2 separate regions of the Homo sapiens genome follow, and region 1 is linked to region 2. Evidence: read pairs that join two places in POLR2A ChIA-PET (ENCODE). Cell type or tissue: GM12878. All regions are shown on one strand. Links, peaks and the distances in the headings refer to the core of each region. The heading gives the core; the rest is flanking DNA.

Region 1 (7,537 bases), core at 1,364-6,363, 1.2 Mb before region 2:
CAAATGATTCGTGGCCAGGGTCCTTCATTTTGGAATCAATATGAATACTTCTCAAGCGTGAGTTAGATAAGACAGCTTCCATGAGGTGGTGAAAAGCAAAAGGAAAGCACATCTATACAAAAGCCAACGTACAGCCAGCTGGTCTTGGGCTCCACTTCCCCACACAACCATCTGCAACCATCTGTACAAGTTATAGAAGCTGCAATCCCTACCAGCATCTTCAAGCAAGTGTTTCAAAAGTAAGCTAATGTAGAAGAAAAAAGGATTGCACCATGTCAGAGTTAACATCCTTCATAAATAAAACGTTCTTACAAATTCATACAATTAAAACCCAACAGAAAATTAGACAAAGGATATGAAGAATTTACAAAAGAAACACAAACAGCACTTATCTCCACTCCTTCCTAAAATCCTAATAAAATGAAAGCAAAAAATAAAAGCAGGTAAAAACATGAAAGGACAAGAGGACTGGAAAAGAGGCTACAAGAGAGCAAATGTGACAATAAACTTTCGAAGATGGAAAGCTGTCATGCACGTGTAACTGACTGAAGTGTGAGTGTCCTCTACTCAGCTGAGTCTCAGGAGGAGCGCACAAAAAGGACATCAAGGCCCACTGTGAATCCCCAGAACACTCCAAGGAGAAACTGTGTGTCTCCAAAGACAGGGATGTGGGAGAGGGACTACAGAGAAAATGACTGAAAGCCTGAATTAGGAGCAGCTGGACACCCAGATCCCAGGGCTGCACAACCAGGGTACTGGCCTGCCCTCTCCCCAGCAGAAGCCAGGAGAGGCCTGACTATGGGCCTGGATGACACCCAGCACAGGTGTGAACAGATGCCTCACTGACAGCCTGGTTCTATACAGTGGGGCCTCCAGCCCCTTGTTCCTCCTGGCTCCCAAGATACCACCTGCCTTACCCCACAAGAGATCAGACATCACTGCCCTCAGTGAGGTCCACCATTCAATGTGCCCCTCCACTCACACAGGCATAAGGTCAGCTTTTAGAACCTCACTTTTAAATGTGAATGGATATTTGAGGAAGGCCTCTCACTTGAAAAAGAGAGACGATTTTTCCTCTTCACTCAAATAGGCCAGATACCATCTAACCTCATAAAAATAGGAAGATTAATATAAATATGTAAAATGCTTTGTCTTCATTGAAAGATACTATACAAATCTTCTGGCTGACATACATACTAAACTACCTTAAAAAGTGATTTCCACCAGGCGCAGTGGCTCACACCTGTAATCCCAGCACTTTGGGAAGCTGAGACGGATCACGAGGTCAGGCGATCAAGATCATCCTGGCCAACATGGTGAAACCCCATCTCTACTAAAAATACAAAAATTAGCCGGGTGTGGCGGCAGGCATCTGTAATCCCAGCTACTCGGGAGGCTGAGGGAAGAGAATTGCTTGAACCTGGTAGGCGGAGGCTTCAGTGAGCCAAGATCGCACCACTGCACTCCAGCCTGGGCGACATAGCAAGATTCCATCTCAAAAAAAAAAAAAAGTTATTTCCATATTATGCATACTTATTTTCATCCTAAATACATGTGGATAGAATGATATAGAAGTTCTTTTGCTACAATCACAGAGTAGAATGTTAGCTACAGGGCAGAGACAGTAAGAAAAGCCAGTGCTTCCGCAGTGCTGTGCTGAGTCAGGCATCTCTAAGCGGAGCTTGAAGGGCAGTGTGAGCCCATTCACTTCCAAGGTCAAATCTGATCTGGGCTCACCTGTGTACATGTGGCATAGCCGCTTTTCTTGCACAGAATGTCTCAGGCCCTCCAGGCACACAATAGAGTATAGCAATTAAGAGAGCAAACTCCAGAGTCAGACAGCCTCGTAAGTGAGAAGCACAGCTGTACTATTTACTTCCTGGCCGTGGTACAGTACAGCAAGTCACTAAGTCTCCATTAAGTGTAAAATTCTCTATCCAAAAATGGGTACAATGCATATAAAGTTGAAGTGATCATTAAATGATCAATTGGTGATGGGATGGTGGCAGGAGATTCTTATGCTATAATAGTACCTTGTATGGTTAAATACACAAAATTAATCACTCAATAAATACTAGCTACTATTGTCATCCTAGTAACTGACATAAGATAATTTGGATTCAAATCTGAGCTCTGCAACATATTAGCAAATTACTTAACCTCTCTGAGCCTCAGTTTCCCATTCACAAAATGAAGGGAATGATACCTGTAATAAGAATGTAGGCCGGGCATGGTGGCTCACGCCTGTAATCCCCACACTTTGGGAGGCCGAGGAAGGCAGATCACTTGAAGTCAGGAGTTCGAGACCAGCTTAGGCAACATGGTGAAACCCAGTCTCTACTAAAAATACAAAACTTAGCCAGGAGTCCCAGCTACTAGGGAGGCTGAGGCATAAGAATTGCTTGAACCTGGGAGGCAGAGGTCGCAGTGAGCCGAGATCACGCCACTGCACTCCAGCCTAGGTGACAGAGCAAGACCCTGTCTCAAAAAAAAAAAAAAAAAAAAAAAGAATGTAAACCAACCACAGACAAGAAAGCCCAGACCCAGATGACTTCACTGCTAAAGTCTATCAAACATTTAAAAAATACCAAGTACTCACAAAATTTTCCAAAGATAGAGAAGAAGGGAACACTTTCAAACTAATTGTATGAGGCCAGTATTATCCTGATACCAAAACCAAACAAAGACATCTCAAGAAAATTACAGACCAATATCTCTTATGAATACAGATGCAAAAAATCCTCAACAATACCAGCAAACGAAATCAAGCAACACAGAAAAAGAATTAGAATTATACACCACAATCAAGTGGGATTTATCCTAGGAATGCGAGGTTGGGTCAACATCTGAAAATCAATTAACGTAACACATTATATCAATAGAAGAAAAAAAAATCACACAATTATCTCAGACACAGAAAAAGCATTTGAGGCTGGGCATGGTGGCTCATGCCTGTAATCCCAACACTTTGGGAGGCTGAGGCAGGGGGATCACTTGAGGTCAGGAGTTCAAGACCAGCTTGCACAACATGGTGAAACCCCATCTCTACTAAAAATACAGAAGTTAGCCAGGCATGGTGGTGGGCACCTGTAATCCCAGCTACTCGGGAGGCAGAGGCAGGAGAATTGCTTGAACCCGGGAGATAGCAGTTGCAGTAAGCCGAGACAGTGCCACTGCACTCCAGTCTGGGCAACAGAGTGAGACTCTGAATCAAAAAAAAACAAAAAAAACAAAAAAAAAGCATTTGACAAAATTAAATACTCTTTCATGATAAAACACTCAAGAAACTAGGAATAGAAGGGAATTTCCTCAACCTGATAATGGGCATCCATGAAAATACCACAGCTAACTCAATATTCAATGGCGAAAGATGCCTTCTCCCTGAGATCAAGAATAAGATGAGCTTGTCCACCCTTGCCACTTCTATTCAGGATTGTAGTACAGGTTCTAGCCAAGGCAATTAGGCAAGAAAAAGGAGTAAGAGACATTCAGATTGGAAAGAAAGAAGTAAAACTATTTCTGTGTGCTGAAGACATGATCTTATATACAGAAAATCCCGAGGAATCCACTAAAAGAACCAGTAAGTTCAGTAAGGTTGCAGGATACAAGATTAATATATAAAAATCATTTTTTTTTTTAAGATGGAGTCTTGCTCTGTCACCCAGGGTGGAGCGCAGTGGTGCAATCTTGGCTCACTGCAACCTCCGCCTCCGGGGTTCAAGCGATTCTCCTGTCTCAGCCTCCCGAGTAGCCGGGACTACACTGCACCCAGCTAATTTTTGTATTTTTAGCAGAGACAGGGTTTCACTATGTTGGTCAGACTGGTCTCGAACTCTTGACCGCAGGTGATCCTCCTGTCTTGGCCTCACAAAGTGCTGGGATTACAGGTGTGAGCTACCATGCCTAGCCGTATTTTTATAAAATCATAACAAACAATCCAAAAGTGAAATTAAGAAAACAATTCCACTCACAATACATCAGAAATAAAATACTTAGAAATAAACTTAATCAAGGAGATGAAAGACTCATACTCTGAAAACTCAAAATACTGTTGAAAGAAATTAAAGACACAAATGAATGAAAAGAAATTCCACATTCAAAAATCAGAAGACTTAGCATTGAGATGGCAATATTCCCCAAACTAAGATATAGATTTAATGCAATCCCTATCAGACTCCCAGAAGAATTCTTTGTAGAAATGGATGAAGGGATTGATTGGAACTGCAAGGGATCCAAAAATACCCAAATGACCCTGGGGAGAAAAAAGAGAAAAAGTTAGGAAGACTCCTATTTCCTGATTTCAAAACTTACCTCACTACAAAGCAACAGTAATCAAGACTGTGTGGTACTGGAATAAGGACAGACATTTATATCAATGGAATATAATTAAAGTCCAGAAGTAAACTCATACATCTTTGGTCAACTGATTTTCAACAAGAGTGCCAAGACAATTCAGTGGAAAAACTCTTCTCAACAGATGGTACTGGGACAATACGTAAAATAGCTAACTCAAAATAGATCAAAGACCTAGACATAAGAGCTAAAACTATAAAACTCTGAGAAGAAAACATAGGAGTAAATCTTCACAGCCTTGGACTGGGCAAAGGATTCTAAGATATGACACCAAAAGCACAAGCAACAAAAGAAAAATTAGAAAAACTGGATTCCATCAAAATTTATAAACTTTATGCCTCAAAGGACACTATCAAGAAATCGAAGACAACTCATAGAATGGGAGAAAACTTTTGCAAACTTTATATCTGATAAGACACTTGTATCTAGAGTATAAAAAGAACTCCTACAATTCAATAATAAAAACATAGTCCAATTTAAAAATGAATCAAAGGGACTTGAATAGACATTTTCCAAAGAAGATGTACAAATGTCCAATACACATGAAAAGTTGCTGGACATCATTAATCAATGGAGAAATGAAAATCAAAACCACAATGAGAGACTATTCCATACCCACTAGGATGGCTAAAATAAAAAATTCTGAGAGTAACAAGGGTTGATGAGAATATAGACAAATCAGAACCCTCATACACTCCTGGTGGGAATGCAAAATGTTGCAGCTGATGTGGAAAAGTCTGAAAGTTCCTCAAACAATTAAACAAAGCATTATCATAAGACCCAGCAATCCACTCCTAGGTATACACTCATAAGAACTGAAAACAGGTAGTCAAACAAATACTTGTACATGAGTCTTCATGGAAGCATTATTTACAAGAGCCAAAGGGTAGAAGCAACCCAAATACAGACTATCCATTGTATCCAATGGATAAACAAAATGTGATATTACCTGTACAACAGAATATTATTCAGCAATAAAAAGGAATGAAGTACTAATACATGCTACAACTTGGATGAATCTTAAAAACATTATAAATGAAAGAAACCAGTCACAAAAATCGACATACTAATTTATATGAAAGTCCAGAATAGGCAAATCTAGAGAGACAGAAAGTAGATTCATGGTTGCTTAGAGTTTTTTTTTTTTTTTCTGAGATGGAGTCTTGCTCTGTTGCCCAGGCTGGAGTGCAATGGCTCAAACTCGGCTCACTGCAACCTCTGCCTCCCAGGTTCAAGCAATTCTCCTGCCTCAGCCTCCCAAGTAGCTGGGATTACAGGCGCCTGCCACCACGCCCAGCTAATTTCTGTATTTTTAGTAGAGACAGGGTTTCACCATGTTGGTCAAGCTGGTCTCAAACTCCTGACCTCAGGTGATCTGCCCACCTTGGCCTCCCAAAGTGCTGGGATTACGGGCGTGAGCCACCGTGCTCGGTCTATTTATTATTTTTTTAGAGACAGAGTCTCACTCTGCACTCAGTGTAGTGGTTCAATCATAGCTCATTGCAGCCTGAAACTCCTGAGCTCGAGCAATCCTCCCACCTCAGCCTCCCAAGTAGCTGGGACCACAAGCGTACGCCACCACACCAGGCTAATTTTTTTTTTGGTAGAGATGGGGGTCTAACCATGTTGCCCAGGCTGGTCTCTAACTAATTGCTGGCTTTAAGGAATATTTCCATCTCAGCCTTCCAAACTGCTTGGATTATAGGCATTAGCCACCATGCCTGGTGTGTTTCTTTTAAGGTAATGAAAATGTTCTAAAATTGACTGTGTTGATGGTTGCAGATTATTTGATTATATATATATACTATAAACCGCTGAACTGTACACTTTAAATGAGTGAATTGTCTAGTATGTGAATTATATCTCCAAACTGTTTTTTTAAAAAAACTATAAAGTACTCAGCATAGAATCTGAAGCATAGTACATACTGTCTAACAAATGTTGGCAATTATTATTTAAGAGCCCAGTAATAGCTTTTCCCTATCCAGGGAGAAAACCTAAGCAAGTCCCTACTGATTATGGGCTAAAAGTAGAATTTTCATATAAAAGAACCGGCACCACTTATCAAGGACTCTTTACAGAATTTTATGTTCTCCCATTTCAGCACGGTATTTCTGCAGTTTAATTTCTCTGCAAACAAAGGAAAAATTGGGAACTATCCCAAACACAAAAACTTCCTCTTCTTAAGAGAGCTGTCTGCATTGTCAAATGGTATTAGTGTTTTACCACTTTAAAAACTGTTCAGTTTTAACCTTTAAATTAAGATGGCATATCACCAAACTTAGGAGTTCTGTTATCAGCTATATTGTCCCAAACTGATCAAATCATAAATTAGATGACTAAAATGTCCCCCTAAAACTAAAGCATTTTATAAAGGGATCTAATTTTCTCAAAAAAGAAAAAAAAAGAGTAAATGAAAAAATCCTGAACTAACACAATAGGCACAAATTCCAAGGAAATACTAGGTATGATTTTAAATGTCCTGTCAGAGAGTGGTTCAACTTTGGAAAAACTGCTTGCTCATTAGGTCTTTCAAGTACAAGTTCTTAAAACTGCATAGGCTTTCCCTTGCTTGCAACAGTAAGATCATCTCAGTAATAAAGAGGAAGACGATGTAGCAGTAAGTTATTCACTAAGCAAATCAAAGGAATATTTACAAGTTTCAAAATAAACTTACTTTCAATGGGAGATAATGCAACAGAGTTTTTAACCTCTACAAAACATGGGAAATACAAACCTTACTTGTCTTTTTAAGATGTAATTTATCACTCTCCTCCTATTTTCCAATACAACAGCAACTATTCTAGAATGGTTTTTATTATAATAAAAATTGATACACCTTTGAGACAATGCAGGAATAGGTTGAGAACACAGGCTCAACTATGAGATGCTCTCTCTGGGCGTTGGTTGAAACCTCTATCTTAGAAACATGGACAGTTGTCTCCCTCACCAAGTTTTCCAGGTGATACTGAAGGCCAAAAAGGAGGATTACGGGCTGCTCTGCCTATGGAGTAATCATTCTTTTATTCCTTTACTTTCTTAATAAACTTGTTTTCACTTTAAAAAGAAAAAAAATGGATTACGGGACAGGTTTTGACTATCCAGCAACTGTCATAATAAATTTTTAATAAGGAGATAACACACTCCTCTTTTTATCTTCAAATAAAATGTAAAAGCTGATAAC
Region 2 (7,537 bases), core at 1,115-6,114:
CACTTCTACTTTCTAGCTGTGTGGCCTTGAGCAAGTCACTTCCTGTGTCAGTTTCCTGTGGCTGCTTGATGATTTAAAACAATCAAAATGTATTCTCTCACAGTTCTAAAAGCCAGAAGTCCAAAATTAGTATCACTAGGGCAAAATCAAGGTGTTGGCTAGAACACACTCTCTCCGAAGGCTCTGAGCTGGGCACGGTGGTACGTGCCTGTAATCTTAGTTACTTGGGAGGCTGAGGTGGGAGGACTCCTTGAGTCGAGGAGTTTGAGACCAGCCTGGGCAACATAGCAAGGTCCTGTCACCAAAAAAAAAAAAAAAAGACTGGGCATGGTATCTCACACCTGTAATCCCAGGACTTTCGGAGGATGAGGAGGGAGGATTGCTTGAGCTCAGGAGTTTGAAACCAGCCTGGGCAACATAGCAAGACCTCATCTCTACAAAATTAAAAGTAAAAGACGACTCTGGGCTGGGTGCGGTGGCTCATGCCTGTAATCCCAGCACTTTGGGAGGCCGAGGCAGGCAGATCACGAGGTCAGGAGATCGAGACCATCCTGGCTAACACGGTGAAACCCCGTCTCTACTAAAAATACAAAAAATTAGTCGGGCGTGGTGGCGGGCGCCTGTAGTCCCAGCTGCTCAGGAAGCTGAGGCAGGAGAATGGCATGAACCCAGGAGGCAGAGCTTGCAGTGAGCCTGCTGCACTGCACTCCAGCCTGGGTGACAGAGAGAGACTCCATCTCAAAAAAAAAGACGACTCTGGAAGAAAATCTATTCTTGCCTCTTCCAGCCTCTGGTGGCTCTAGGCATTCCTGTCTCACTCCAGCCTCTGCCTCCATCTTCATGTGAGCTTCTCCTGTGTGTGTGTAAATCTTCCCTCTGTTGTTTCATCTGTAAAGTTAGGACAGTAGCAATGCTAACTCCCTGTCAGGGCTGATGTGAGATTTCAATGGGTTAATGTAGATAGAGCAGTTTGCATGCTGGCAGGCAGGCAGCCCTCGATGAATGGTGTGGCTATTATGAATCGATTTACGGAGTTATTTCTACCCAGGACTGGCAATTGTGGGGATAATTGATTCCAGTGATGTCACCTCCCCAACTGCCAGGTTTTCAGCAGGACTAAATGTGCCAAATGGGCTTTGTTGAGCCAACTCCTCTGGGTGTTAAGAGCCACCATGCCAATTCTCCTTGCTGCTTCTTGGGGCCCGTCTGCCGCCTCTCCCTAATTAATGCGAAGGCGCACCCGCCAACAGGCCCACTTGCTGTCATCCCAGGAAACACCCAAGTGGGATACAGCCAAGTTTTGGACATTTTTTCAGTTACTGGATAAAAATAGTATTTTGATCATTTTAACAGCACAGAGAAGAGGGAGAATGCCACCTTGTCCTCCATCTACAGGGGCAGCCTCAGGGGCTGAGAGGGCCTGGCCTTTGTAGTCTCACATGGATAAACTGTTCTAAGGAAGCCTGACTGTGTCACAATCCTAAGACAGTGTCATAGCACACTACCATTATCATTAAATTGAAGAAACATGAAAATGAACCAACCTGTGCAACACAAAAGACCTCATCTCTACAAAAAAAAAAAAAAAAAAGTTAGCTGGGCATGGGGGCGCATGTGCCTGTGGTCCCAGCTACTCAGGAGGCTGAGGCTGGAGGATTGCTTAAGCCCAGGAGATAGAGGCTGCAGTGAGCCATGATTGTGCCACTGCACTGCAGCCTGGGTGAGAGAGCAAGACCCTGTCCCAAAAAGAAAGAGAGAGCAAGCCAACCTTTTTCTTTTTTCTATTTTTTTTTTTTTTTGGAGACAGGATCTCACTCTGTCACCCAGGCTGGAGTGCAGTGGCGTGACCTCGGCTCACTGCAACCTCTGCTTCCCAGGTTCGAGCGATTCTCCCACCTCAGCCTCCCGAGTAGCTGGGACTACAGGTGCATGCCACGACGCCCAGCTAATTTTTGTATTTTTAGTAGAGACCGGCTTTCACCACGTTGGCCAGGCTGGTGTTGAACTCCTGACCTCAGGTGATCCACCTGTCTCGGCCTCCTAACGTGCTGTGATTACAGGCACGAGCCACCGTGCTCAGCTGACCTTTTTCATTCCATTCAGTTCCGCAATCACTACTGGAACTTTTCTCTCAGACCAGGCTTTGCCAGGCAATGTGGGGTCAAAGATGGAGCTCTCTCAAGGAGCTCACAGACTGGTGGTGTTAATGGCAATGAATCATGTATGAATCTGAGCATTCAAAAATGAGGACAGGCATTAGCACACAGCCTCTGCCTGGCAGCTAACGAGTCCGGGTAATGGTTTTGAACCCCTAGGGTATTTGTTCCTTTCTTCTCTTATTAACTTCCCTGGGTGAAAATGTTTTGAATACGGAAAACAAAACAAATCACATTGGAATTTGTACCTCTATGGTAAACTACCTGTACAGTTTTGATTCCATGGGAACACTTAGGTTTAATTTTGAAGCAAAATCTAAAGACCAAAGTTCCTCACTGAATTAATTTTATAGTAAGCACAGTTTAAACATCCTTCTCTATAGGAAAATTGTAACTTTCGCTTATTTTTATTGGTACTTCTAATGCTGTGTAGTTGAGTGAGTAAATGTGCTATGGTCAGTTCTAACTAAAGGAGAAGATATAGTAATGGGCTTTCTTAATATTTCCTTTTTTTTTTTTTTTGAGACAGAGTCTCACTCACTCTGTCGCTCAGGCTGTAGTGCAGTGGTACAATCTCCCCACTCACAGCAACCTCCACCTCCCAGGTTCAAGCAATTCTCCTGCCTCAGCCTCCCAAGTAGCTGGGATTACAGGTGCGCAACACCATACCTGGCTAATTTTTTGGGTTTTTTTTTTTTAGTAGAGACTGGTTTCACCATGTTGGCCAGGATGGTCTTGAATTTCTGACCTCAAGTGATCCACCTGCCTTGGCTTCCCAAAGTGCTGGGTTTATAGGTGTAAGCCACTGTGCCCAGCCCCAATATTTGCTTTTTTTTTTGAGACGAAGTTTTGCTCTTGTCGCCCAGGCTGGCGTGCACTGGCGAGATCTTGGCTAGGCTCACTGAAAACTCTGCCTCTCAGGTTCAAATGATTCTCCTGCCTCAGCCTCCTGAGTAGCTGGGATTACAGGCATGCACAACCACGCTCTGCTAATTTCTGTATATTTAGTAGAGACGGGGTTTCACCATATTGGCCAAGCTGGTTACCAACTCCTGACCTCAGGTGATCCACCTGCCTCAGCAAGTAGAAACCTTGTCTCAAAGTTTCTACTCAAGGTTTCAGTAGAAACCTTGTCTCTACTGAAAATACAAAAATTAGCTGGGCGTGGTGGCGCATGCCTGTAGTCCCAGCTACCCAGGAGACTGAGGCATGAGAATTGCTTGAACCCAGGAGGTGGAGGTTGCAGTGACCTGAGATTGTGCCATTGCACTCCAGCCTGGACAACAGAGCAAGATACCATCTCAAAAAAAAATCATTTATTTAATGCTTCAATGAAAGCTATGGAAGAAAAATACAGTATGTCCTGACACCAAGTGACCTGGTCAGAGGGAATCAGGAGGGCTTCTCCAAGGAAGGGACATTTACACTGGGATCCTGAAGTCTGAGTAGGAGTTAGCAGAGGGGAAGGGTCTTCCAGACAGAGGGAACAGCATAGCAGGAAAGGTGGTGGTGAGAGATAAAGAAATGACCAGTGTGGCCAGTGATGTCAGCAGGGGACCAGACCAGGCTGGACACAGTGGTATGGGCTTCATGCCAAGGGAAATGGGGAGCCATGGAAGGTTCAAGGCTGAGAAGATGATGGAACTGCTCTGATGTGGTCTACCAGTCATCTTGAACTTTGGGACTTAGGAAGTAGAGGTTGTCTGTCATCCAGGAATGGCCAGTGGGTGCCTGTGGGCAGGAAAGTCACAGAAAACACAGGACTGACCTGATGCCCCATTTTGGTGGACTGTGCCCCATACCTGACACCCCAGCAGAAGGGAATTGGTGCGGGATTTGGGATGGGAACCCTGATGCACTGTAAAGACCATCAGAGTGCTCTGCCCAACTACTCTAAGCCTCAGTGGGGTTACTCTAACTCATACTCCTAGAGACACTGTGAGGATGAAGGTGGTCACCCAGGAACAGGACAATCAAGGTTCAGTAACTGGTAAGCAGGTGTTGGCTGAGTCTCCTCCTCTTTGTGGCTTCAGTTTCTGCCTCTACACACGGAGTCTACCAGCTGCTTTCACTATCACGCTGGCTCTGCCACTTACCTCATTTAGGCACACACTCCCCATTTCTGAGCCCCCATTTCCTCCTCTATAAAGCAAGGGCTTTGGGTGGGGTGAGCTTCAGCAAGCTGGAACCTGTGGTCTTAAATTGTGAACATCAGGCCGGGCGCAGTGGCTCATGCCTGTAATCCCAGCACTTTGGAAGGCTGAGGTGGGTGGATCACCTGAGGTCAGGAGTTCAAGACCAGCCTTGCCAACATGGTGAAACATGGTCTCTACTAAAAATACAAAATTAACTGGGTGTGGTGGTGCATGCCTGTAATCCCAGCTACTCAGGAGACTGAGACAGGAGAATCGCTTGCACCTGGGAGGCAGAGGCTGCATTAAGCTGAGATCTGCACCATTGCACTCCAGCCTGGGCAACAAGAGTGAAACTCCTTCTCAAAAAAAAAAAAAAAAAATTGTGAGCATCAGATCCAGCAGGGCATCTTGTCACCAAGGATTGCTCTTGGGCCCAGTCCCCAGAGAGAACTCTAGCTCTGGGGAGGAAGTTGGATGTTTATCATGTGTCTTTCACAGGATACTTCTTTATGCTGGTGGCTTGCCTAATGCCAAAGTGTCCCATGACCCATGACCAGGTGTCCTTCTCCCAGGAAACATGTTGAGATCGGCTGATGCCCTTGTGGCTCTTGTTTCACCTATATCCAGTTTATTCCAAACAAGACAGCCACTCTCTAGGAGAGCCTGACCGGGAGGGGTGAGCATTGAGTTCAGGTGTGTTGGTCGAGTGAAACACAGAGGGAGCAACTCAACAAAAATAGCAGAAGCAGTTTATTACTCACAGATCCAGAGAGCAGCGAGCAGGGTTTGCATAGCCAATGGAAATGGGAAGCTATTTGGGACATGTGTGCTTAACCAATGGGGACAGAGAGAGAGAGAAATATGGGCTAAAGACTTTATTGGAGGCCAGGCACGGTGGCTCATGCCTGTAATTCCAGGACTTTGGGAGGTTGAGGCACGTGGATTACTTGAGGTCAGAAGTTCAAGACCAGCCTGGCCACTATGGTGAAATGCCATCTCTACTAAAAATACAAACATTAGCCAGGCATGGTGGCAGGTGCCTATAATCTCAGCTACTCAGGGAGGCTGAAGCAGGAGAATCGCTTGAACCCACGAGGTGGAGGTTGCAGTGAGCCAAGATTACACCACTGTACTCTAGCCTGGGCAACAGAGTGAGACTCAGTCTTAAAAAAAAAAAAAAATGTAATCTCAGCACTTTGGGAGGCCGAGGCGGGCGGATCACGAGATCAGGAGTTCAAGACCATCCTGGTTAACACGGTGAAACCCTATCTCTACTAAAAAATACAAAAAAATTAGCCGGGCGTGGTGGTGGGCACCTGTAATCCCAGCTACTGAGGAGGCTGAGGCAGGAGAATGGTGTGAACCCGGGAAGCCGAGCTTGCAGTGAGCCACCAAGATTGTGCCACTGCACTCCAGCCTGGGCAACAGAGCAAGACTCCGTCTCAAAAAAAAAAAAGAAAAAAAAGGCCGGGTGCAGTGGCTCATGGCTGTAATCCCAGCACTTTGGGAGGCCGAGGTGGGCAGATCACCTGAGGTCAGAAGTTCAATACCAGCCTGACCAACATGGAGAAACCCCATCTCTACTAAAAATACAAAATTAGTTGGGCGTAGTGGCGCATGTATGTAATCCCAGGTATTTGGGAGGCTGAGGCAGGAGAATCGCTTAAACCCAGGAGGCGGAGGTTGCAGTGAGCCAAGATCGCGCCATTGCACTCCAGCCTGGGCAACAAGAGCGAAACTCTGTCCCAAAAAAAAAAAAAAAAAAAAAAAGACTTTGTTGGAGTCCAGGGCATTCCCCTAGCAGGTTTCCCTCAGGGAGTTCTACTTGTTGGGTTTAGAGCTAGTGGGCATGTGTTCCAGGAGGTCACACTGTGACTAGGACTGGTCACTGCAGCATGACTGTGCCATCCAGGCAGGGGGTGGGGTCGGGGGGTGAGTCGAGTAGTTTGTCTTCAGCTGTCCCATAGGGAGGGGGTCAGCAGTTGCATAAGACAGATACCTGGGTTGACCACCTTGAGGAACTGGGAGGAGGTGGAGAATGGACTATGTCAAGGGTTGACTGAGACCTGCTTTTTATATGAGAAAGTCTAAAATATTCAAAATGGTTGCCCAGGCAACATAAAATTACAGGAATTCACTACAGTTCCCCAGCTGAAGTAATGGTATGGTTCAAGGTTCAAGAATTACTTTTTTTTTTTTTTTTTTTTCAGAGACAGTGTCTCATTCTCTCACCCTGGCTGCAGTGCAGTGGCTCAATGATGGCTCACTGCAACCTCGACTTCCCAGGCTCAGGCAATCCTCCCACTTCCACGTCCCAGGTAGCTGGGACCACAGGTGTGCACCATCACACCCGATTAATAAAAAAAAAAATTTGGGTGGAGATGGGGTGGGGGGTCTCTCTATATTGCCAGGCTGGTCTTAAATGCCTGGGTTCAAGCGATCCTCCTCGGCCTCCCAAACAAAGTGTTGGGATTACAGGTGTGAATGACCTCACCTGACCCCATTGTTATTTTTTTAAAACACAAAGCTGGGGCTCTGAGAAGCAGCCTAGTAGCCCCAGGGTCTTTGAGCCCACCTGTCTACTTCTGCGGTCTTGTCTTCAGGTGGGGTGGGGTGTGAAGCAAGAAGCTGGAGTGGTTGGTGTTGAAATGTCATACCTTCACAACGGTACCTGCTAATTAAATGATGGCATTGTGCGGCTTCCAGTACTGTCATGTTTCATCTAATGGAGAGCGGCTCCCATAGTGTCACCCCCTCTCCCTGTTCTTGTTTTCTTCTCCCATGCTAGGATACCTAAAATCACAAGTCCTGGAGCAGCTCCAACCTGCGGGTTCCTACCAGGGCTTTCCCTCTCAGCCCCCTGCACGCCGTAGTCATTGACCTGTCATTGAATATTTCATATTGCCAAATTCTTTGTATGTTCACATTTGCAGGCCTCTTTTTTTTGAGATGGAGTCTCACTCTGTTGCCCAGGTTGGAGTGCAGTGGCATGATTTCGGCTCACTGCAACCTCTACCTCCCAGGTTCAAGTGATTCTCTTGCTTCAGTCTCCTGAGTAGCTGGGACTACAGGCACGCACTACCACACCTGGCTAATTTTTGTATTTTTGGTGGAGATGGGGTTTCACCATGTTGCCCAGGCTGGTCTCGAACTCCTGACCTCAAGTGATCCATCCGCCTTGGCCTCCCAGAGTGCTGGCATTACAGGCGTGAGCCACTGTGCCCGGCCGCAGGCCTCTTTTAAGAG

Evidence for each region. Peaks named below come from ENCODE experiments on the same cell type or tissue, not always from the same donor. Only the 100,000 strongest peaks of a DNase experiment are listed, where the experiment ranks them.
Region 1: POLR2A ChIA-PET joins it to region 2 with 5 read pairs; 3 of 35 experiments call an interaction of 5 or more read pairs at or near these places.

What each region holds. Positions count from the first base shown.
Region 1 is chr12:108,702,975-108,710,511 of GRCh38, forward strand. The region is part of intron 1 of CORO1C (coronin 1C); the gene reads right to left. Among named protein-coding and RNA genes, the nearest start is that of CORO1C, 25 kb to the right of the region's middle. In GM12878, for the core only: no CTCF peak of the experiment used is centred there; no DNase peak of the experiment used is centred there.
Region 2 is chr12:109,888,728-109,896,264 of GRCh38, forward strand. It overlaps a transcript of TCHP not described here. Among named protein-coding and RNA genes, the nearest start is that of TCHP, 7.8 kb to the right of the region's middle. RefSeq lists a silencer at 3,091-3,150. In GM12878, for the core only: no CTCF peak of the experiment used is centred there; DNase peaks (open chromatin) are centred at 4,224 and 4,794; H3K27ac peaks cover 1,578 bases.